Linked DNA regions of Homo sapiens: region 1 is linked to region 2. The links are chromatin loops, found by intact Hi-C in ENCODE. Cell type or tissue: pancreas. All regions are shown on one strand. Each heading gives the region's core, and the rest is flanking DNA. Links, peaks and the distances in the headings are about the cores only. Region 1 overlaps BRD4 (bromodomain containing 4). Region 2 overlaps BRD4 (bromodomain containing 4).

Evidence for each region. Hi-C counts contacts between places; a loop is a spot of excess contacts. Peaks named below come from ENCODE experiments on the same cell type or tissue, not always from the same donor. Only the 100,000 strongest peaks of a DNase experiment are listed, where the experiment ranks them.
Region 1: it touches region 2 in a loop (1.8-fold over the local background); 28 of 110 quality-filtered maps call a loop at or near these places.

The regions. Positions count from the first base shown.
Region 1 is chr19:15,305,623-15,322,526 of GRCh38, forward strand. All of the region lies in intron 1 of BRD4 (bromodomain containing 4), which reads right to left. Among named protein-coding and RNA genes, the nearest start is that of BRD4, 18 kb to the right of the region's middle. In pancreas, for the core only: no CTCF peak of the experiment used is centred there; no DNase peak of the experiment used is centred there; H3K27ac peaks cover 420 bases.
Region 2 is chr19:15,259,394-15,267,393 of GRCh38, forward strand. It overlaps BRD4 (bromodomain containing 4), which reads right to left. Exons shown (of 20, transcript NM_001379291.1): 5 at 5,961-6,250; 6 at 5,011-5,373; 7 at 4,027-4,155. Among named protein-coding and RNA genes, the nearest start is that of EPHX3, 31 kb to the left of the region's middle. RefSeq lists a silencer at 3,112-3,290 and enhancers at 4,305-4,804, 5,976-6,476. In pancreas, for the core only: a CTCF peak has its summit at 4,840 (motif pointing right); DNase peaks (open chromatin) are centred at 2,818, 4,828, 5,274, 6,668 and 2 weaker places; H3K27ac peaks cover 3,702 bases.

The DNA of each region.
Region 1 (16,904 bases), core at 4,684-12,683, 51 kb after region 2:
GATTTAGCATAATTTAGATTTACCATAATTCTTAAGGTCCTTGGATATTCAGAATGGCTAATGAGCAGTAGCTTCAACTTAAAGTCATCAGCTACAGTAGCCCCTAATGAGAGGCAGCCTGTCCTTTGAAGCCAAGTATTGATTTTTCTACAGCTATAAAAGCCTAGATGGCATTTTCTTCCAATAAACTATTTTGTCTACACTAAAATGTTTACTGTAGCCACCTTTATCAATTATCTTAGCTAGATCTGGATAACTTGCTACAGTTTTTCCATCAGCACTTGCTGCTTCACCTTGCACTTTTATGTTTTGGAGATGGCTTCTTTCCTTAAACCTCATGAACCAACCTCTGCTGGCTTCAAACTTTTCTTCTGCAGCTTTCTCACCTCTTTCAGCCTCCAAAGAATTGAATAGAGTTACTACGGCCTTGCTAGATTAGGCTTTGGCTTAAGGGAATATTGCAGCTGACCTGATCTATCCAGACCACTACAACTTTCTCCATGTCAGCAATAAGGTTGTTTCACTTTCTTATCACTCAGGCATTCACTGGAGTCACACTTTTAATTTCCTTCGAGAACTCCTTTGCATTCACAATCTGGCTAACTCTCTGGCTTAAGCAGCCTAGCTTTTGGCTTTCAAAATATGTTATTGGCCTTTTAGCGTTGTTAAAGGGTATTGCTCTGTCATCCAGGCTGGAGTGCAGTGGCATGATCACAGCTCGCTGCAGCCTCAACCTCCTAGGCTCAAGCAATCCTCCCATCTCAGCCTCCCAAGTAGCTGGGACCACAGGCGTGTGCCACCATGCCTGGCTACTTTTTCCATTTTTTTTATGAAGACGAGGCCTCACTATGTTGCCCAGGCTGGTCTCAAACTCTTGTCCTCAAGCGATCCTCCCACCTACGCCTGCCAAAAAATGCTAGGATTACAGGCATGAACCCCACGCCTGGCCATTTTTAGCTTCTGACTTGGTGTGAGAGACGCGAGACCCTTCCTTTCATCTGAACACTTTAAAGGCTATTATAGGGTTATTAACCGGCCTAATTTTAAGACAGTTGTGTCTCAAGGAATAGAGAGGTCTGAGGAGAGGAAAAGAGATGGGAAATAGTCAGTAGCTGGAGCAGTCAGAACACAAACATTTATAGACTGAATTCACCTTCTTAGATGGACATGGTTTGTGGTTCCCCAAAACTATGATAATGACACCCAAAATCACTGATCACGAATCATAACAGATATAATAGTCTGAAACGTTGGTCACATTACCAAAATGTGACACAGAGATGAAGTGAGCACACGCTGTTGGAAAAATGGCACTGATAAAAGACTTGCTCAATGCAGGGTCACCACAAATTCTCAATTTGTAAATAAAAAAACCGCAATTATCTGCAAAGCACAATAAAACGAGGTATACCTATACATGCAACAAACACAAAACCGGTAAACTCAAAATTCAGGATGGGCAAGGAAATGAAGTAGGGAAAGGAACACACACAGGAAGCAGAGGTGACTGAACTGGTCAGGCCAAGTCTCCTCAAGTTGAGTGACACAAATCAGAATCACTCAAAATTGAAAGGCTAACCAAAACACTGCACCGTCAATCACCTACAGCACCTTCAGTGAAGTAAGAGCGCTGCAGGGTGGGTAGGAGCAATTCCCTCTGCTGTGCTTGACCCTCATCAGTAACAAGCAGAGCTAACTCTGACAGGTGGATGGAGTGCTTCTGCTACCCAATCTCACTGACAGGGAAACAGGATCAAAGATTAAGCAACCTGCTCCAGATCACTGCCAATGTCTCCAAATTCCAGTGGGTGAATGTCCATTTTGAGCTTCAGTACCACTAGTCACAGTGGTACTCATCTGTGCACCTGCTTAGGTAGTATATTCCATTTTCAGCAAGTTCTAATTGCCCATATAAAACACATCAGAGGTACAGAGATCTTTAAGCACAAAATGCAACACTGAGTCTATCTCATGCCCTTTCCAGGACAAGACAATGCCAAAAAGGAAAAAAGCCTGGGCGCGGAAGTGAGCACCTATAGTCCCAACTACTTGAGAGGCTGAGGAGGGAAGAGGATGTCCTGAGCCCAGGAGTTCTGGGCTATATTGCATGGTGCCAATCAGGTGGCCGCACTACGTTTGGCATCAGTGTGGTGACCTCCAAGGAGTGGGTACTACCAGATTGCCTAAGAAGGGGTGAACCAGCCCAGGTCGGCCAGATGTGGTGGCTCACACTTGTAATCCCAGCATTTTGGGAGGCCCTGGCGGGCGGATCGCTTGAGGCCGGGAGTTCGAGACCAGCCTGGCCAACAAGGCAAAACCCCAACTATATTAAAATACAAACATTAACTGGGCATGGTGGCGGGCATCTGTAATCTCAGCTACTCAGGAGGCTGTGGCACAAGAACTGCTTGAACCCGGGAAACAGGCTGCAGTGAGCCAAGACTGTGCCACTGCACTCCAGCCTGCACAAAAGAGTGAGTGAGACTCCGTCTCAAAAAAAAAAAAAAAAAAAAAGTTGCGGGGCCGGGGGGGGGGGGGGGGGTGGGTCGCGTAGTGAAGAAAAAAAAGAAAGGGGGCAAGTCAAAACTCCCATACCTATCAGCAGTGGGGTCATGCATGTGACTCACCACTGTACTCCAGCCTGGGCAACACAGTGGAGACCTCGTCTCTTAAAACGGTAGGTTGGCTGGGCGCGGTGGCTCACCCCTGTAATCCCAGCACTTTGGGAGGCCCAGGCGGGTGAATTACGATGTCAGGAGTTCGAGAGCAGACTGGCCAATGTGGTGAAACCCTGTCTCTACTAAAAATACAAAAATTAGCTGGGTGTGGTGGCGTGCACCTGTAGTCCCAGCTACTCAGGAGGCTGAGGCAGAACAATCGCTTGAACCCAGGAAGCGGACGTTGCAGTGAGCCAAGATTGCGCCACTGCACTCCCGCCTGGGCAACAGAGCGAGAGTCTACCTAAAAAAAAAAAAAAGTAATAGTATAAGCTGTGACACTGGATGAAGAAAGTGGCAAAAATAAAAATTTGTAAGAAAAAAATTGAGGACATAAATTTTTAAAAAGGGGGCAAAAAACATAAGCTGAAACTCCTTAAACTTTAAACATCTGGGCTGGGCGCGGTGGCTCAAACTTGTAATACCAGCACTTTGGGAGGCCGAGGCGGGAGGATCACGAGGTCAGGAGTTTGAAACCAGCCTGCCCAGCATGGTGAAACCCCGTCTCTACTAAAAATACAAAAAATTAGCCGGGCATGGTGGCACACGACTGTAGCCCCAGCTACTTGGGAGCCTGAGGCAGGAGAATTGCTTCAACCCAGCAGGTGAAGGTTGCAGTGAGCCAAGATTGCACCACTGCACTCCAGCCTGGGAGACAGAGCAAGACTCCATCTCAACAAACAAACAAACAAACAAACAAAAATAAAAACTTTAGGGCCGGGTGCGGTGGCTCACACCTGTAATCCCAGCACTTTGGGAGGCTGAGGCGAGCAGATCACAAGGTCAGATCAAGACCATCCTGGCTAACACGGCGAAACCCCATCTCTACTAAAAATACAAAAAATTAGCCAGGCGTGGTGGTGGGCGCCTGTAATCCCAGCTACTCGGGAGGCTGAGGCAGGAGAATGGCATGAACCCAGGAGGTGGAGCTTGCAGTGAGCAGAGCAGAGATTGTGCCACTGTACTCCAGCCTGGGCGACAGAGCAAGACTCCACCTCCAAAAAAAAAAAAAAAAAACCAACAAACTGTCAATCTCTGGTAGGTTTAAAAGGAATCTTTGCTATCATCTAAAAGACAAACAACAATTGTCGGCAAAGATGTGGAGAAACTGGAACCCTCATATGTCCAGCAATGTAAAATGGGGCAGCCACTGTAAAACAGTCTGGCAGTTCCTCCAAAAGGTTAAAACATAAATAATGAATGTCCCAGAAATTCCTCCCCTACGCATATGCCAAGAGAAAGGGAAACATTTCTACATAAAAAGTGTGTGTGGGCACTCACAGAGGTATTATTCATAAGAGCCAAAAACTAGAAACCAAAATATCCATGAACTGATGAACGGATAGTGTCATTTCTAAGGATACAACCAGATTTTCTGAAATTGGGGGTAGGGGAGGGGAATCAAAGATGTTTCCTTCTCAAGGAGCAAACCGGGTAGTGTGGCAATCAATTCTGAGGCTCCATGCTGCCCTTCCAAGGACTGAGGTACTGTACCCAAGAATCACTGTGCCGGAGTGAAGGACAAAGCAATCAAGTCATCCAGGCACAAGTCACAGAACACTGAGTGCGGAGAGAGGCAGAGCTTGCCAATCTGGCTTCACCGGGGGCTCCTCTCACCTGTTCTCTGTCTGCTCAAGAGTTGGTAAGCACCCTCGCACTTAAAACATTCCAAAACCCAAGCTTTTGTGGTTACATTCTGAGGCAATGCATAGAGAAATGTTAATTCTGTGAGCCTTTTCAAGGTGACATCAAGACAGAAACTACTTGCTGTGGAAATCATTGTACAAAGTGGGTAGGAGTGAGAAGCCCACTGATAGGATGAGTCCCCTGGGAGCTGATGAAAGGGTGAGATCCAATCCATTTTTAAACAGTCCTTTTTTTTTTTTTTTTTTGAAAGAGAGTCTCACTTTGTTGACCAAGCTGAAGTGCAATGGCGTGATCTCAGCTCACTGCAACCTCCGCCTCCTGGGTGACTGGAACTATAGGAGCATGGCACCATGTCCGGCTGATTTTTGGATTCCCCCCCCCCCCCCCCCCCCCCGAAGGAGTCTCACTCTGTGGCCCAGGCTGGAGTGCAGTGGCGCGATCTAGGCTCACTGCAAGCTCCGCCTCCCGGGTTCACGCCATTCTCCTGCCTCAGCTTCCTCAGTAGCTGGGACTACAGGTGCCCACCACCACGCCTGGCTAATTTCTTCTATTTTGAGTCGAGACAGGACTTCACCGTGTTAGCCAGGAGGTCTCAATCTCCTGACCTCGTGATCCGCCCGCCTCGGCCTCCCAAAGTACTGGGATTACAGGCGTGAGCCACCGCGCCTGGCCAATTTTTATAGTTTTTATTAGAGACGGGGTTTCACCATACTGGCCAGGCTGGTCTCAAACTCCTGATCTCAGGTGATCCACCTGCCTCGGCCTCCCAAAGTGCTAGGATTACAGGCATGAGCCACCGTGCCTGGCCTTAAACAGTCCTTTAGGCAGTCCTGAAAGACACCTGGCTGCACCACTGTTTGAACCATCTCCCGTACCTTTGTGCCTACTCTTCACCGATGCCCAATATCCATCCCCAAAATCAGTTTCCGTGTGGAGGCAGGATATGGGGAATTTAAAGCCCCTCAGCAGGCTTCCGCACCCACGTTCTTAGTTCTAACATGTGTTCAAAAAGTAAGCAAGATGGCCAGGAGCAGGGGCTCATGCCTGTAATCCCAGCACTTTGGGAGGCCGAGGCAGGTGGATCCCTTGAGGCCAGGAGTTTGAGACCAGCATGGCCAACATGGCGAAACCCTGTCTGTATTAAAAATACAAAAATTAGCCAGGCATGGTGGCAAGGGGCCTGTAGTCCCAGCTACTTGAGAGGCTGAGGCACGAGAATTGCTTGAGCACAGGAGGCGGAGGTTGCGGTGAGTCGAGATCGTGCCACTGCACTCCAGCCTGGGCAACAGAGCGAAACTCTGTCTCAAAAAAAAACAAAAAAACAAAAAACAGTAGGCAGGTGGATATTTGCACACTCATGTTCACTGCTGTATTATTCACAACAGCCAAGAGGTGGAAGCAACCCAACTCCATCAACAAAGGAGTGGAATTCTGACATGCTACAACACGGATGGACCTGGAGAACAGGTTATTATGCTTAGTGAAGTAAGCCAGTAACAAAATTCTAAATACTGTCTGAATCGGCCAGGTGCAGTGGCTCACGCCTGTAATCCCAGTACTTTGGGAGGCAGAGGTGGGTGGATCACCTGAGATCAGGAGTTCAAGACCAACCTGGCCAACATGATGAAACCCTGTCTCTACTAAAAATACATTAAAAAAAAAAAAATTAGCCAGGCATGGTGGCGGGTGCCTGTAATCCCAGCTACTTGAGAGGCTGAGGCAGGAGAATCACTTGAACCCGGGAGGCAGACATTGCAGTAAGCCAACATCGCGCCATTGCACTCCAGCCTGGGCAACAAGAATGAAACTCCATCTCAAACAAACAAACGAAAAATACTCAACAAACAAAAAATACTGTCTGATTCTACTTATATGAATAACTATGGTAGTCAAACTCATAGAAACAGAAAGTAGAAGACTGGCTGCCACAGGCTGGGAGAAAGAAGGAAAAGGAAGTTATTCGAAGGATACAGTGTCAGCTTTGCAAGATGAAAACTTTCTAGTGATCTGCTGCACGACAATATGCATATAGTTTACACTGTAAAATGGTTAGGATGTTGCATTTTATGTTTTGAAACACATGCGTGTGCATGTAGGCAAATGGGTTCAGCCGACATTCCTCAATACTAACATGGGAAAATGCCCTCACAGGGCTGGGTCAAATGAAATGCCACACAAAGCAAGTGTTCAATAAACACCTACTACTAATAAAAGCAAGCATCGGCCAGGCACAGTAGCTTGTAGCTCCCATTTGTAATCCCTGCAGTTTGAGCGGCCAAGACAGGCACATTGCTTGAACTCAGGAGTTCAAGGCCAGCCTGGGCAATGTGGTGAGACCCCATCTCTACTAAAAGTACAAAAAAGGGGCCAGGTGCGGTGGCTCACACCTGTAATCCCAGCACTCTGGGAGGCCGAGGCGGGCAGATCACCTGAGATCAGGAGTTCAAGACCAGCCTGGCCATGGTGAAACCCCGTCTCTACTAAAAATACAAAAAATTAGCTGGGCGTGGTGGTGTGCGCCTGTAATCCCAGCTACTCAGGAGGCTGAGGCAGGAGAATTGCTTGAACGCGGGAGGCGGAAGTTGCAGTGAGCCGAGATCGCACCATTGCACTCCAGCCTGGGCAACAGGAGTGAAAATCCGTCAAATCAAACAACAACCAAAAACAGGCTGTGCACGGTGGCTCACATCTGCAATCCTAGAACTTTGGGAGGCTGAGGTAGGTGAACCACCTGAGGTCAGGAGTTCTAGACCAGCCTGGCCAACATGGGGAAACCCCATCTCTACTAAAAATACAAAATTAGCCGGGCGTGGGGGCGCGTGCCTGTAATTCCAGCTACCCCAGAGGCTGAGGCAAGAGAATTGCTTAGAAGCCGGGAGGCAGAAGTTGCAGTGAGCGGAGGTCATGTCATTGCACTCCAGCCTGGGTGACAGAGCGAGACTCTCAAAACAAAACAAAGATGTCAGGCGTAGCTACTCAGGAGACTGAGGTGAGAGGATAGCTTGAGACTGGAGGGTGGAGGTTGCCATGAGCCAAGACTGTGCCACTGCACTCCAGCTTGGATGAGGGAGACCCTGTCTTCAAAAAAAAAAGTGTGAATTGTGGCCGGGCACGGTGGCTCACGCCCGTAATCCCACCACTTTGGGAGGCTGAGGCGGGCGGATCACGAGGTCAGGAGATCGAGACCATCCTGGCTAACACGGTGAAACCCCGTCTCTCTACTCAAAATACAAAAAATTAGCCGGGCGTGGTGGCGGACAGCTAGAGTCCCAGCTACTTGGGAGGCCGAGGCAGGAGAATGGTGTGAATCCGGAAGGCGGAGCTTGCCGTAAGCCAATATCGTGCCACTTCACTCCAGCCTGGGCAACAAAGCAAGACTCCATCTTTAAAAAAAAAAAAAAAAAAAGGCCGAGCGGTGGCTCATGCCTGTAATCCCAGCACTTTGGGAGGCCGAGGCGGGTGGATCATCTGAGGTCAGGAGTTCAAGACTAAGCCTGGCTGACATGGTGAAACCCTGTCTCTACTAAAAATACAAAAAAATTTGCCGGGCGTGGTGGTGGGTGCCTGTAATCCCAGCTGCTCAGGAGGCTGAGGCAGGAGAATTGCTTGAACCCGGCAGGCGGAGGTTGCAGTGAGCCGAGATTGCGCACTGCACTCCAGCCTGGGCAACAAGAGCAAAACTCCATCTCAAAAAAAGTGTGAATGTAATGATTTAGTAAGAACTGTTTAATGTATTAATATTTATATTTCATAATCTGTAATCATGGAGTAAAAGCCAAGCAGGCTGCATCACTTGCCCTGCAGTCTCCTAGCACATGAACTAATGGGCAGGCAGGAGGGTGTGCATCATCCACCTTGCTTACCGCTGACCTCCAGCACCCAGACAATCCCTGGCACTCAGCACAAGTAACTGCTCAATAACCAGAAACATCAAGTGCTTGCCGGAAAAACTCCATGATGAGGGAGAGGGAAGATTACACAGACCAAATTTAAGAATCTCTGCCTTAGGAACTCAGGGGCTATCCTGCCTGAACCATCGATAGGGGATATTTTCAAGTCACCTCAACCACTGCTTGACTCACTCCAGGTGGACCCACCACTGGCACCTTCTAGTACCACAGCTCAGCCTTGAGTATGTGCTTGAACTTTCGTTCGCACTTCACATTTTCCACACACAAATATAATGTGCCAAAATGAGCCAGTCCTGCTCCCAAAACCCTGCTCACAAAATGGAGGACGTGAGGGTGTGGACGCATAGAATGAATGAAATGAAAGATGTCAGACAAAGCAAATTCCAAAGAGAAGTGGGAAATTTTCTAGCCTCCAAGAACAGAGGACAAAACTATTAAACATGATACTTATCTAGGTCACTAGAGTTCACTCTAGGACACATTGTTTTGGAAAGAAAAGCCCTTCACCATTCCCCAGATTAAAGCAAATTCACTAATCTGTGTTCTTACTACACAGGGGCCTGGCTTTCTCAAGTCTGGGACCCTGCTGGGACTCTTATTTCCGACGTCCTATTGGGAGGAGCCCTCACATCCATCCTCCTGGAGATGCCCAATGCCCCCAAGTCTGGTCTAGATCCACCCTTGCATTCCAGGCTTGCACATCCAACCGCTTCAATGACAGCATCCATGAGGATGTCGACAAGCTCCACATGGTCAAGGAACTAAAGTGACCCCATTTTCTCTAAAACCTGTCAAAACAGGGTGACAACAGCCCTACTGAGTGTTCCAAGCCCCCTTCAAAGGCCCACTTACCACAGGGGACAGTGGCTACCAGGCTGGATAACCCAGCTGCAGAACAGTCCCAACACTGCAGAAAGTCCCCCTGGACAGCACTGCTTTGGAAATTGGGTAATACACTGTAAAATAAGTAAGGTCTAGACCAGACCTTGGAAGATGGAGGAAATGGAGTTTGGGGGGATGTCTGGAAGAAGAATCAAATGAACGGAATGAGGCAACAGTGTGTCACAGAACCCAGGAGCCCAGGGTGCTACATGACAGGAGTGTAGGTCTTATCCTATATGCAGTGCGGTTTCAGGGTAGCATAATCATGCTGTAGTCATCTATTCTATTTTGATTGTGTACTTTTCAACTAGCTTACTAGTAGCACTGTGCGTGGAGTTTAACCACTTCTACCATTTTCTCTGGACTGGCTTTGTTTTTTTTTTCCCCCCACAGGTATTCAGAGCCAATTTCCTACTGAATGAGATCACGTGTCATTTTACGAAGTCAAAGAAAAGATGTAAAAGTAAAATCCTTCAGGGCACACCTGTTAAATGAATCACCACCTTTCTAGCACAGGGGTATTAGGATCTTGTGCAACAATCACCACCGGAGACATTAGGATCCCTGAAACACCTGCCTCACTCACTGTCATGTCTGCAGTGAATGCAGAACAGTGTCTGATTACCAAGTACATCCAGCACACGCATTGGACATGGATGTTGACCGAGTTCCACTTGGTGTGCCTGAGGCAGGCAGGAAATTCTCTTGGAAACAGAATCCTTAAGGGGATTGGGGGGGGGAAGCACCCATGAGCTAGAACTCAATTCTACCCTACAGTAAGCAGCACTTCAAGGGCCGGGCATGGTGGCTCACGCCTGTAATCCCAGCATGTTGGGAGGACCAGGCACGTGAATCACTTGAGATCAGAAGTTAAAGACCAGTCTGAAAATATAGTGAAGCCTCATCTCCACTAAAAATACAAAAAAACCAGCCGGGCGTGGTGGCCGGCGCCTGTAGTCCCAGCTACTTGGGAGGCTGAGGCATGAGAATCACTTGAACCCGGGAGGTGGAAGCTGCAGTGAGCTGAGATCACACCACTGCACTCCAGCCTGGGTGACTCTGTCTCAAAAAAAAGCACCTCAAGACCGAGAAGCGGCCGGGCGCCATGGCTCATGCCTGTAATCCTAGCACTTTGGGAGGCCGAGGCGGGCGGATCACGAGGTCAGGAGATCAAGACCATCCTGGTCTAACTCGATGAAACCCCATCTCTACTAAAAATACAAAAAATTAGCCGGGCGTAGTGGCGGGCGCCTGTGGTCCCAGCTACTTGGGAGGCCGAGGCAGAAGAATGGCGTGAACCCGGGAGGCAGAGCTTGCAGTGAGCCGAGATCGCGCCACTGCACTCCAGACTGGGCGACAGAGCGAGACACCGTCTCAAAAAAAAAAAAAAAAAAAAAAAAAGACTGAGAAGCTCACCATAATCCTGAAAGAGTATCCAGTTCACACCATAATTTTAACAAGCCTGGGGCACCTGGACTAAAGACACACTCCAGTTTACTTACTTCCCCCCAACCATCCCGCTTCTATATTCCCAGACTTGCTCTGAGTAGCAAAAGGATAAATGGAAGTGAAGGCCCGGAGCGGTGGATCACCTGAGATCAGGAGTTCGAGACCAGCCTGGCCAACGTGGTGAAACCCTGTCTCTAATAAAAATACAAAAAAACAGTCGGGCATGGTGGCGCATGCCTGTAATCCCAGCAACTCAGGAGGCTGAGGCAGGAGAATCACCTGAACCTGGGAGACGGAGGTTGCAGTGAGCTGAGACCACACCATTCCATTCCAGCCTGGGCAACAAGAGCCAAACTCCATCTCAAAAAAAAAGAAAAAGAAAAAGAAAAAATAGAAGTGAAACCAAATCAAGGCAACTTGGTTCTCTAGCGGAAACTTTTTGAAGATGAGGTTAAATTCCACTCTTGTGAATGTCTTCATGAGAAACTCCTCAGGAGGGAAGCACTGTTTTTACTGACCAGATGTCTGGGTGAAAAGGAGACCTGTCCAGTCAGCATTCTGCATCCCTCTTCTGATCATCCCCTCACACTGGTGAGCACCTCCAAGGGACAGGTACTTGCTTTCAGACCTGTCCAGGTCTCTTTCCAAACCTCTGCTGTCCTCATTGAAGAACCAGACTCAATGCTAGCCCCCTTCCTATGCTCCCAGTTGGAAGGTCTCCTCCCTCTCAGGCTGCCTTGCCTGGACATCTTGGAAAGCACTTCTGAGCTCTACCCTGTGCTCACTACGTATCATCCAAACCATCTGAGTTCACTGAGAACAAAGCTGAATATGGTGGACTCCCACAGCTTATGCCACAGCAGACAAGAGCTAGTGGGCTCTGGACACAAGTGCTCCAAGTACTTACCAACTCTGTGACCCTGCAACCCTGCCCAAGTGACAGCTCTCCAAGCACCACCTTCCGTATCTGCAAACCGGGATGATACTAGTGCCCAGTGTATATGGTTGTTTTCTGAGGACTTAAGGAATGCGTAGAGGCTTAGAAATATTCGCTAAAACAGAACAATCAGCAGCAGTGTGCTCAAGCTCAGGGTCTGGGGAGGGCAATGTGGCAGTGAAGTGACCAAGTCTGCAGCTCCCTACAGCATCATGGTTGACACAGAAACTGGACTGATGGATGTCTGGCTCCACCACTTTAAAACAGGCATGCAGTAAGCAATAGAAAAAAATTAAGGAAGATGTCAAGCATCCAGTCAGAAAATGTAGTTTTATACTTTACAGGGAAGCCTATTCATAGGCAGCTATTTGCTACAAACCCTGAACTTTTCAGAGTCAACAAAGATAAGGACTGCTTTAAGGTGAACAATGGGAGTGGGGGGTGGTGGGCAAGGGGTGGTGGTGGTGGTGGTGGTGGTCAGGAAGGTCAGGGGAAAGAGACACAGGCCAGAAAGGGTAAACCAGCTCTCACAAGTGCAAAGGACATCAGTTACCAGAGCAGACAGGCCTAAAGACTGAGGATAAGCAAGCTGCAGGCAGCATGCTACGCAACTCAAAAGGGCCCAATAGAGAGACCGCTCTAACACTGGTAATTTAAAACTGCATTCCTGGGATTACAGATAGCTGAGCTATTATTTTGAAAAAGATGAACACGAAGGTGGTATTATTTCCAGGCAGCTAATCTGTCAGCTGAATGGTTTCCTACTGTCAAAAGGAAAACATATGAAGAGTCTCATACACACACAACTCTATTACTTGGCAGCTTTTTATAACTGAAAGTGCTTCAGAGCCAAGTAATTTTTAATGAAGATTACAAATGAAAACAACCTACACACAGATAGCACCACCTTTCACAGAACTCTTTCACGCACATGATCTTATTTCTCTTAATTACAAAATAGAAAGGGGAAACTGCTTAAGTTACAAAAATCATGCCTGTACAGTAAGACTGCAATTCAACTGAGCAGAGAAATGGGATTAATAAAAGCCAAGACCAATGGTACATGAATGAGGGAAAACATCCATTGGCACATACAAGTTTAATCTTCAAACTATAGAGATTGGGGCGGGGGGGTGAAGGAGTCTGTAATAGGTGCTATTCTTAGAAGTAATAAGAGTTCTTTTCCATCCTCTGACTCAACTCTGCCCCAATTACAGAAGTATGAATTATTCAAGTTTATGGTATTATATTTCCTATTCCTTCCACCAGACAAGGATGTGAGGAGAAAGAGAGTGGCACTGTGTACACTGCTTGGTGTAGCATGTCGATATCCCTAAACGTAAGCATGTCATGCTGAAGAATGGTAGTTTCCCACAAGCTTTCTTCCTCAATCTGCAGGTTCCAGTGCATGCGTAAGCAAATGTCCCGCAGCACAGGGCACACATTAAGCCACGTAAGGGACCACAGCATAAATCTTGTAAGCCTACCCACATCCAACACTACCACATAAATAATGAGGCTGGCTAGGAACCATTCAGTTACCTTCTGGAGCAAAGGCTCCATACCAACAGCAAATCATGGAGACAGTTTACAAACAGCAGCAGCTTCAGTGTAGAGCCCTAGTTCCAAGACCCTCATCTGCGGCCTTTGCAACAGACCCATTCTGGTACATTCTCAAATTCCTTATCCCCAGGAAAGAGCACAGGCTGACAAAGTTGGGGGCACAGGGGCCCTGGGAAGGTTCACATCACTGTTGACACGTTACCTGACAACTCTGTGAAACCTCTGGAGGATTTTTGCAAGGACAAACCAAAATGGGTGATCCACCCTGTTTCCAAGTCATAAAGTTGTAAATGTCTAGAAAAGTAAGATACATGTGAAAACCAGCCTGGCACAGTGGCTCACCTGTGTAATCCCAGCAGTCTGGGAGACAAAGAAGGCAGGAGGCTTGCTCAAGTTCAGGAGTTCAAGACCAGCCTGGGCAACATAGTGTGACCTCGTCCCTTCAAAAAATAAAAAAAAGGCTGGGAGCGGTGCCTCACACCTGTAATCTCAGAACTCTGGGAGGCCAAGGTGGGCAGATCACTTGAGCCCAGGAGTTGCAGCCTGGGAAACATGGTGAAACCCCATCTCCACAAAAATACAAAAAATTAGCTGGGCATGGTGGCTCACACCTGTAGTCCCAGCTACCTGGGAGGCTGAAGTAGGAGGATCACCTAGGCCAGGAGGCCGATGCTACAGTGAATGACTGCACTCCAGCCTGGATGACAAAGTGAGACCTCGTACCAAAAAATAAAAATAAGCTAGGCATGGTGACACACACCTGTAGTTGCAGCTACTCAGCAGGCTGAGGTGGGAGGATCACTTAAACCTGGGAGGTCAAAGCTGCAGTGAGCCAAGATCATGCCACTGCACTCCAGCCTGGGCAACAGAGCAAGACCCTGTCTTAAAAAATAAAAATAAAAAGTATTCAAAACCATCAAGAGGCAGGGTGAAGTGGCTCCGCCTGTAATCCCAGCACTTTAGGAGGCCTAAGCAGATGAACTGCTTAAGCCCAGGACTCCAGACCAGCCTGCCTAAGCAACATGGTGAAACCCCGTCTCTACAAAAAAATACCAAAATTAGATGAGTGTGGTGGCCCACACCTGTAGCCCAGTTACTTAGGAAGCTGAGGTGGGAGGATTACCTGAGTTTGGGGAGGCTGAGACTACAGTTAGCTGTGATCATGCCACTGCACTACGGCCTGGGCAACACAGTGAGACTCTACCTCCAAAACAAAACAAAACAAAAAAGCCATCAATAGCCCTTTAACCAACATCGTAATAAATTTTTCTTCCACAGAGTAAAATCAGGAAATTCATTCTGGTACCTGGTCTTTAGAGTTCAATGTTTATGCCTATGTGCATTTTTGTGGAGAGAGGATCCAAAGCATCTGTAGCATACTCAAGGAGACCTCCAGCCTCCTCTTAAGGAGTGATGATCTAGAGAGAAGCAGGGTCAGTCCCATTCTTAGCCACTAGACTCAATTATTTTGTGTCTCCTAAAGGAATAATATTTCCAACAGTGAGAACTGTAGGAAAACGATTATTACAGTAGAACTTAACACTTGTTTTTGATTATGGAAATCTGAGGAGGCTTTTCGTAATGCTTGAGGAATGCCAAGCAGCAGACTACGAGAACTTGAGTATGGAAATAGCTTAGCAAATAGCAAAATTACAACTGTACCTTTTGCAGGCACGGAAGATAGATGAATCCAGTCTCCTGAACTAACAATAGTTACTAGTAATAACAATATACCATACAGATTACATAAGTTATATAAATAACAACTTGTTATTTATATGGAAGAGAGACCTAATGTGATAAACACAATTTCAATCTTGTAAGCATTTATTTAAACTTTATATCTACCTGGTCTCTTATCCAAGATTTTCCTGAACACTTTAAGCTGGTCTCACTCCTGTGCTCCCTTCAGGGCTGTTTTCCCGCCAAACTGGATCATTCAGCCCACCCAAGTAACTCCTGAGACTTGGCTTGACTTCTCCCAGAGCTCCTTCTATGCCTGACACAGGTAAGATACACAGTGTCTTTCATTTCATCTTCTACGAAAATATTTGGGATACACACATCCTTAACTATCTTCATTCTACCCTTTGTGAGTAACTCAATTCTGAACTGTTTTCCACTAATTCTGGTTTACAAACTAGTATGGAAACCTCCTTTCAGCCATCCATAATTTCTTGCTCCAAGTTCGGGGGTACATTTTACTTTTAGTATAGGACTCTGGGCCAGGCATAGTGGCTCACGCCTGTAATCCCAACACTTTGGGAGGCCAAGGCGGATGGATCACCTGAGGTCAGGAGTTTGAGACCAGCCTGGCCAACGGGGTGAAACCCTGCCCCTACTAAAAATACAAAAACTAGCCGGGCATGGTGGCGCATGCCTCTAATCCCAGCTACTCGGGAGGCTGAGGCAGGAGAATTGCTTGACCCAGGAGGCAGTGAGCCGAGATGGTGCCACTGCACTCCAGCCTGGGCGAAAGAGCGAGACTCCATCAAGAAAGAATGGGAAAGGGAAAGGAAAGAAAGGAAAGAAAACAAAGAAAAAAGAAAAAGAGAAAGAAGGAAGGAAGGAAGGGAAAGAGGGAGGGGACTCTGTCCATTGGACAAAGCATCCCATCTAGCATGCCTCTTATCAACAAGCGAGATGCTGCTGGAGCTACCACTTGGGTTGAGGGAATGGAGGGCAGAGACCAGCTACAGGCGCCATGCTTGAGGCAAGCCAGTTAAGCATTCCCATTCTGCACATGGTCAGAGATGGGCAATGATCCAACCTAGAATCCACTGCCATCAGAAAGCACTACTGGGAAGACTCACTCTTGACCTTGAGGTCAGAACATTAGTGATAAAGAACAAGTACTGAAGTCATTGTGGAGCCCTTAGATTCAACTACTCTTGAGCCTCATGTTGCATCAGGCAACAAACTCCCTTCTGTTTCAGCTAATTTTGTTTATTTATACCAGAGAAAGACATAAGTAATACAACCATTTCCTCACAGTCATCTGAATAAAGTTAGGAGAATAACATCTGAGAATAATCGACAAGTAGCTTACCACACATGCACACAAATGACACTCTACATACTTCTTGTTTCACCTGTGGCAAACTACTAGACCTTCACCACTCCATGCTTCTCCAACTTCCCTCACCCTACCCCCTACAAAGCTTCTAAAACACAGTGGGTACAGGGAAGAAACGAAACTAAAGATCCATGCTTTCACCTGCTACTAGAAAGCATATCCAGGACAGTCATCATTGGGCAAATGACAAAGAAACAGATCACAAAATGGCACATACATACACACACACACAAATCAAGGTATTCACAATTGCCATCAAGTAGCATGGAAACCAATGTAATTCAACTCCTCTGACATGACCCCCCCATAAGAAACACATTTTATCATGTACACAACACCTAAGATCAAAGCAAAGGTTTTATGAAATATCCTTGAAAATTGTGACACCCTCTGACATTTCCCTTTTCTCCCCTATACACCAATTGCAATCCACCATATTTGTTTCATGACCCATGGTTTTGTTTTGTTTTGTTTTGTTTTCTTCTGAGATGGAGTCTCGCTCTGTCGCCCAGGCTGGAGTGCAGTGACACGATCTCGGCTCACTGCAAGCTCCGCCTCCCGGGTTCACGCCATTCTCCTCCCTCAAGCCATGCCATGACCCATGGTTTTAAAAACACAAAGAAAGCCAGGCGCAGTGGCTCACGCCTGTAATCCCAGCACTTTGGGAGGCCGAGGCGGGTGGATCACGAGGTCAGGAGATCGAGAGCATCCTGGCTAACACG
Region 2 (8,000 bases), core at 1-8,000:
TTGGGTAAATGCTGGGGTGGGGGTGTGTGGCATTCACTCTGAGGCCTCCTTCCATTCCCTGGGTGCTCATGGCCCTGGCTCTCCAAAGGCCCCAACAACAAAGAGCAAAAAATACAAGACACAAAGTCAGCTAAGATGAGAAACTAACATTGGTGGGACTGGGAACTGCCAGCTTCCTGGCGTGTCCAGTTGTGTGACCCTGTCATCCTTCCCTGTCTCTTGGATGTGAGAACTCTTGTTGTAGCCTGAGTGGGGGGCATCCTGGGAAACCCACAAGCCAGTGGGCCCAGGGCTGCTGTAGGAAAACCTTGCTGTGTGGCTTCAACAGTCACAAGTCTCCAAGTACCAGCTTGATGGTAGACAGGAATGACGAGCTCCCTGTTCAAGGAGCTCAGTCTAGCTGGAAACAGAAAGGTGAATGAACACATGGGCAGCAAGGGGTTGCCATGAACTGGAAGTGTGCTGAGACCTAAGAGTGAAAAGAACACAGTCAGGGGTGCTATGGGGCCAGCAAGAGGACAGTAAAGCCCAATTCAAGATGCACCGAGGCAAGCCTCTCACAAGGGAGGATGGTGATGGTGAGGGGTAGCAGGCACCAGCACCCGCCAGGGAACACCGAGTGCAGGCATTCTGTTGGGCTGACAGTCTCTTGAGACCCAGCTGAGGCCCAGCCCCCTGCCCGGCATCCCACAGACCTACACCTCACTCCTCTGGAGGTCTGGGTCTGAGGTCATGCTTCTCAGTTTCAGCACACCTCACTGGTTTCAGACAAGTATCTCAGCTGTCAGGCTGTGGAACACAGGTTTTCTCAATGACCCGAGAATTTAGAGGCTCAGAGAGAAAAATAAAGTGGCTCCTTTTCCAAGTAACTTTCCAGATAATCCCACTTCTTGGGCCCAGCCAAATTAAGAGACCCAATTAAGCAGGTCCCAATAGCTCCTGAAGAAGTGAGCAAGGGCTGGAAGCTTTGTCCCTCCCCTTCCCTGATGGAGAATTTGCTCTCTACCTGCTGATGCAGAGAAAGTAGAGAGAAGTAAGAAAAACAAAGCCTGAAATGCCACAAACACAACTGCCCACTGAAGAGAAGCCTGCTCTGGAACCCTCCACCATCAACTCTGTTGCTCAAACAGAAACACCTCTACCAAGCACTGGCAGAGAGGTGTCCCTCCCAAGGGCAGGCGAAACAGGCTGGGCCAGAGGCAGCCCACCTACAGCACCCCCCACCCCTTGCCTGCACTAGGCCCCCTTGAGATTGAGGCCTGTGTCCACTCCAGTCCGGCACCTGGAGCCCGTGTGTAGGAAGAAACTCTACTGCTGCAGTGTCTGTGGTGTGACAGACATCCAGTGGCCTTGGTAAACTCTACATTCAGGCAGGCTTACTCCCCTCTCAGAAGGAGAAAAATGCAAAAAAAAAAAAAAAAACCACTTAAAACCCAAAAATCTTTGTTGGAGAAAATCTGCGAAAAGGAGGTGGCTCCAGGGTGTCAGGAGAGGACAGAAAAAATGAGACAAAAATGAGGAAGGAAGGGCTAGAACACATCAGAGGGTGCTTTTTCTTTTCTTTCTCTTAGTAAAGTAGCTCAAAACAGTCACCTTTGGTGCTGGAAGAGAATTTGTTTCTGCTGAGTTCTTCCTATGAGAGTAGATGAAGGGCATGGGTATCAATGTGAGCAGTGTGGGCAAAAGCTGCGCCCCTGTCTTCTCAAGAGAGTGGGAGAGAGGGAGCGGTGGAGGAGTTGAAGGCACCAATCTGAGGGCGCCACTGCCACCGGGTGGCCCTGAACAAAAACTGCATTGAAATTAAAAAGTCTGGCCGGGCACGGTGGCTCACGCCTGTAATTCCAGCACTTTGGGAGGCCCAGGCAGGCAGATCATGAGGTCAGAAGTTCAAGACCAGCCTGACCAATCGGCAAAACCCCCTCTCTACTAAAAAACAAAAATTAGCTGGGCGTGGTGGCGTGCGCCTGTAATCCCAGCTACTCAGGAGGCTGAGGCAGGAGAACTGCTTGAACCAGGAGGCGGAGGTTGCAGTGAGCTGAGGTCGTGCCACTGCACTCCAGCCTGGGCGACAGAAAGAGACTCCATCTCAAAAAAAAAAGAAAGAAAGAAAGAAAGAAATTAAAAAGCCTGAACTCCTTCAAGGATGGGAAATGCAAACATGAATGATGAAGGGGCAATGTTGTTTGTGAAGAAGGCACACAGACAACACCAAAGTGAAGAGAGGGCAACAATTCCCCAAGTCACAGAAAATAAAACTAAGAAACAGGCCAGGTGCCGTGGCTCATGCCTGTAATCCTGGTAGTATGGGAGGCTGAAGCAGGTGGATCACCTAAGCCCAGGAGTTTGAGACCAGCCTGGGCAATACAGTGACATGCCATCTCTACCAAAATACAAAAATTAGCCAGGCATGGTGGCACACGCTTGCTGTCCTACCTGAGAGGCTCAATTGAGCACAGCAGGTTGAGGCTACAGTAAGCAGAATGACACCCCGTTTCCAAAAATAAATAAATAAAAAAAAGTAGAAATAAAAAGCTCCAAGCCTGAGCATGCATTTAAATAACAAGAGCCACATCCACACTAGTAAGAAAGAGACCAACAAACTTCACAAGGGAAGTGTTTATCCTACCTCAAGAGTTTGAGCACATGTCCTCTGAACCCAAGGCAGCCCCTGATCCACAGAGAATAGGAGAGACAGTGCCTTAGGTCCAGTGGGAGCAGGTACGGGCTGCTATGCTGGGGAGTCTAGGACAACATGAGAACTAGTGCAGCTGGGAGGCAGGCAGGCAGTGGGGCTCTGCCTGGCACCGATCCACAGGTCACCAAAGGCTTTCCAAGTCCTCACTTCTGCCCTGGAAGCAGATGGCTGCGACAGCCAGGTGTGCAGAAGCCCGCTGAGGCCTACAATGAGCACATCAGCACCTCATGATGGCTCTGACCCTGAGAACAGAAGCAACCCATGGCCTTGGGGAGAAGATGCTGGGAATTTTTATGATCATTTATCTACAGTCTTAAAGAATTTAAAAAAGAAGATGAGTCTCTAATCCCAGCACTCTGAGAGTCCGAGGCAGGTGGATCACTTAAGCCCAGGGGTTCCAGACCAGCCTGTGCAACATGGCAAAACCCATCTCTTTAAAAAAAAAAAAAAAAAAGAAAAAAAAAAAGAAAATAAACGAGGCAAAATTAGCTGGGCATGGTGGTGCAAGCCTGTAGTCCTAGATACTCGGGAGGCTGAGGTGGGAGGATCGCTTGAACCTGGAAGGCAGAGGCTGCCGTGAGCTATGACTGTGCCACTACACTCCAGCCTGGGTGACAGAACGAGACCCTGTCTCCAATAATTAAAACAAAAAAAATAGAAAAGATGATGATGATAGTACTAAATATTGACTTTATTCTCCAAAATTTTTAACCCAATCTTATTATTCAAAGAAAGTCATTTTTTAAACTTAGGTATTTTTCCTTTTTTAAAAAAATTAAGTTTACACATCTATGCTGTAACCTCCCCTCCCCGCCCACACGTGTACTTCACACTGTGCACCACCCAGGCTCTCAACTTGAAGGAAGTGACCCAGGACCCCCAATCAGAATTGTGGCCATGTGGAAACAACCACTCTGCAGCTAGAAGGCTCTTACGGCTCTGGTGGAGGGATGTCCACAGTGCAGATGTCCTCAGCTCACGACTGTGACAGCGACTTCTCGGCAAGAGTGCCCCCCACCCCCAACCCACTTGAGACAGGTGTGTTTTGTAGAAGAGACTGGGCCATGCACAGCACACACCCGGTCTTCCAGCCAAAAGCAAATGAGTGCTGGTGGAGGGGGCTTGCAGTGGAACACCCACTCTGCTTTAATTGAATAACCCCAACTTAAAATGTATGCACTAGGCTGACTTTAGGCACTTTTCTAAAGCAACATGGCATTATCCCAAGGAAAGTGACAGAAAAAAAAACTCTGCCAAGGCCCACAGAAGTCTGCTCCCACGAGGACCTCAGCCTGCTCTGCTGAGGGTGGCTGCGCCCTCCCAAGCCTCACCTGGAGCTTGCGGGCCATGGCCACCACCTCATGGTCAGGAGGGTTGTACTTATAGCAGTTGGAGAACATCAATCGGACGTCAGCACCAAACTCCTGAGCATCACGGTACTCACGGGCCTCCAGTTTAGACTGGAAAACAAGACAAGTCCCTGTTAGCTGTGTCTGCCCATGTGACCATGGAGAAGTGGCTGGCAGCAGACGAAAGGGATGCCTAGAAGAGCAAGTTGGTTTCTTGGCTCTCAGTTTGGTCAAGACTCTAGTGGGGGGACAGGCCATCACCCCAGTTCTCAGCCTCAGGGCTGGGACTGGCCCTGCCAACATCCCAGCTCACCTGCCTGGCTCGCAGGCAGGTGGACTCAGAACCCACAGGAGGCGGAGCCTGAGCCAGAAATGACGGGGAGAACTGATGGAGAGGGCTGGGCCCAGCTCATCGTGATGACACAGTACAGGAGCTGGTCAAAGGGACACAGCACTGTTCCCTGCTCTGCCTGCCCCATGCTTGGGACTCCACTCCCAGAAGAAGAAACACGTAACAAGTCTTAAAACTAAAAAAGCCTCAAAACACTATGGTGAAAATGTCGGCACTTACAGCGTGCCTCCAACACAGAGGAGACAGCAAGGCCTTCTCCACCACAAAGAGGCTGGCAAGGCCGCCAAGCCCCAACTCCCATGGAGCATCTACTGTGTGGGCAAGGTACCTGGGGCACTGGGCCCCCAAGGCCAGAGGGCTTGTCTTGCTTTTCCTCAGACTAGGGGAAGGGGCAGCACAGGCATCTGTAGCCACAATGGCCAAGCACCAGGTCTCAGAGCACGTCCCACAGCAGACAGCAGGGGGCGCTGAGTTTCTTCGAGTTGGCGGGAAAAATCCACGCAGCCACCGTTCCAGGGCCTGGGCTTCCTCTTGGACTAAAAGGTCTAGGAAGGTTCTGATGTGGAGGGACAGCCTGCCCACCTTGTCCCTTCCCTCAGGCACATCCCGCTAACCTTGATTGTGCTCATGTCCATGGGGTGCTTGATGATGTCACAGTAGTCGTGTAGGCCCAGTGCCTCCACGTCCACAGGCTTGTAGAAGGGCCAGGCGTAGGCGGCGTGCTTCTTGGCAAACATCTCCTTGAGGATGCCGCTGCAGCACTTGAGCTGCTCCGAGACCTTGCTGCTCTTCTCTGGTGCTGGGTGCTGCTGAGAGTCGGGCACGTCCTTCTTTGGAGGTTTCACAGGCCGGCTGCTCTCCCGCCGCTGGCCCAGCTTGGTGGTCTTGGGCTCCGGGGGCAGCGAGGGTGGCTCGTGAATGGGGTCAATGGTGGTGGGGGTGGTGGTGTCTGCTTTCCTCTTCACTCCCTTCTTTGTCTGCCAAGAACACGGACGCCAACAGGCACAGTCAGAAGTGGCAGCCGGCACAGCTGCCCTCAGGGTCACCCCCAAAGCCAGGCCCTGTCTTGGGGCCCATCGCTCACACAGAATGGACCCAAAGATAATTGCACAGGCAAAGGGCCAAGGACAGGCAGATCGTGTCCCACCACTCTGCTCTGCAGCTGGGACAGGACCTGCCTGTGGCAGGAGAAAGCATAAAACTGTGTGCTCACTTGGAAGCCAAGGGACCTCTGGAGGCTGCTTAGTACCTAACACCAGGGCCTCTCCCCAAGTGCCCAGGGGAGGCACAATTCAGAGACTATTTAGATGGCCCATCTGCAAATATGCACAGTCTAAATAAAAGAGGTGCAGGGGGCAGGAACCCACTAGGAGGTGTGACACAATTATGGGACCTTTGAGTCAGTGGGGCGGCTGTTTCTGGGCTGCAATTTCAACACAGCAAGATCTCCCCAGAAACACCCACCAGTGCCCGGGACCCAGGACAGGCTCTGTGTAAAGCACGGGCAAGGACAGGGCCGCTCTCCTCCCTGGTGAAGCAGCCCTCCAGAGTCCAGGAGACTCACCTTCACAGGCTGTGGGGTGGCCGCGATGATGGGTGGGTGGCTCTGTACGGGCTGGGGAGCTGGAGCGGGTGGGGGTTGTGGCTGGGGGGGCACTGGCGGGGGCGTCTGCAGTGGCTGGGGAGGCACCACTGTCATGACAGGGGTCTGGACGATGAGGTCCGGGGTGACGGCAGGGAAGGGGTGAGGCGTGGCCTGCACAGGAGGAGGATTCGGCTGAGGGGTCTGGGTCTGCGGAGGAGTCGATGCTTGAGTTGTGTTTGGTACCGTGGAAACGCCAGGTTTTGCTGTCCCTACAAATCATAATAAGACGGCGAGTTAGAGACCATGCTGACATCCACATGCTGGCTGACCTCGTGGGGACATACACCACACACAGTGAACGCACATTCGCGTGTTGCATTTGCCTGAGAGACGAACATCCCAGACTCCACTCTGCCAAACCCTTCCACCTGTCCCTGGGGCTCAAAGAACAGCAGAAAACCGCACTTCCCATTTCCTAGGGCGTCCTGGCTGCAACTCCCAACTCAGGCACAAAGACCCCTTCATGAAGCCTGGAGGCCCAGGCTCAAGGAGCAGGAAGCACATGCTGACAGGGGACAGAGAGCGGGAAAACACTCCTCAGAGCTTCCAGGCACAGCTGCCCTTGTTCCCAGAAGCACTGCCTTCTGAGTAAGAGCTTCTGGCAGGGAGCCGGCAGTAGCCGCCCTTGCCAAGGTTTCTGGAAACTGGCAGGCCCCCACCTCCTGGAACCACAGGGGGCAGCTGGACTGCTGCCCTTCATGACTGGCTCGAGCGCTGCCTCCCAGCAGCTGTGCAGGCAGTCCGAACACACAATGGTCACGTGGCACACCCAACCAGCTGCAAAAAGTGAGGGGTTATGGCCAGAGCTCTAACAAAACTGGGTGGACCAGGGTGAGAATGTCTAGGAGCATAACCTGGGTCACCACATCCTTCGTGTGCATGCTGGCTGCCATGAAAATGGACAAAGACACCCAGTGCCTTCATCTATCAGCTCAAGCAGCACCCATGTTCCCTGTGCATCTCAAGGAGCAAGGGTGAGATTCTGCTGAGTTTCCCAATTCTCCTTCCTCAGGCACAACTCCTGGGCTTCTCCCAGACTGGAATAGGAGATGCCACCACGTCTGTCTGCCCAGCGTGCAGCCCAAACCCCTGGTCCCAGGGAGTGAGGACCAATATCCTCATGTAAGGATAAGGGATGTGACTTACATGAGGATCAGGAATGTGATCTGATAGGTACAAGAGCCACAGGGTGACACGTGAGACTAGTTCTCCTTGGTTACCTTTGGGTGCAGCAGGGGATGTAGCAACCCCCTTTCTGCCACCACTTCAGAACAGCATGGGAGGCCAGGTGAAAGGCTGCTGCTCAGAGAAGCAAACAACTCACACTCAGGGACCACCTCGCAAATGTCACCCTTCTGCAGCATGGAGTTGCAAAGGACAAGATGTAGCCAGTAGCTGCTGGAGAGTTTCCTAGACAGAATCATTTCCTAGAGTGGGCAGCTCTGCCAGCTGGCCCCTGGAACCCTGTGTCAGTTGGGGGTGGTGACAGGCAGAGATGGATGAGGAGGGCTTTCACTTCAGATGACTGAGCATCAGAAGCAGGGATAACTCTGACACCAGTGCATTAAGGTAATTCCAATCACAAACCTCAAAGTTTAGAACTGAGATGTTAGTTAAAATGATTTCTGGTCATGTTAATGTCCTTAAAATGGAAAAGTAAAAACCACCTATGATACTGGCAGGGTGAAGTGTTCAACAAACGTCAAAGTGCTTTGAGAAGTTACACTTTCCTTTTACCCTAAGTCCATCACCTACCCTCAGAAAAGGCAGGGCCCAATTATTTCTGCTTAGAAGAGGCCACAGGGCCACATGACCCTATGGGATGGATCCAACACCAAACCCAATCTCACATGTCCAAACACCAACACGGCATGCAGTATATAATGTCACATCCTCCTGCCACTCCCAGCCCCCCACCAAACTTGGAAAAGGGACAAAGGTCGGGGAGAAAGCCAATTT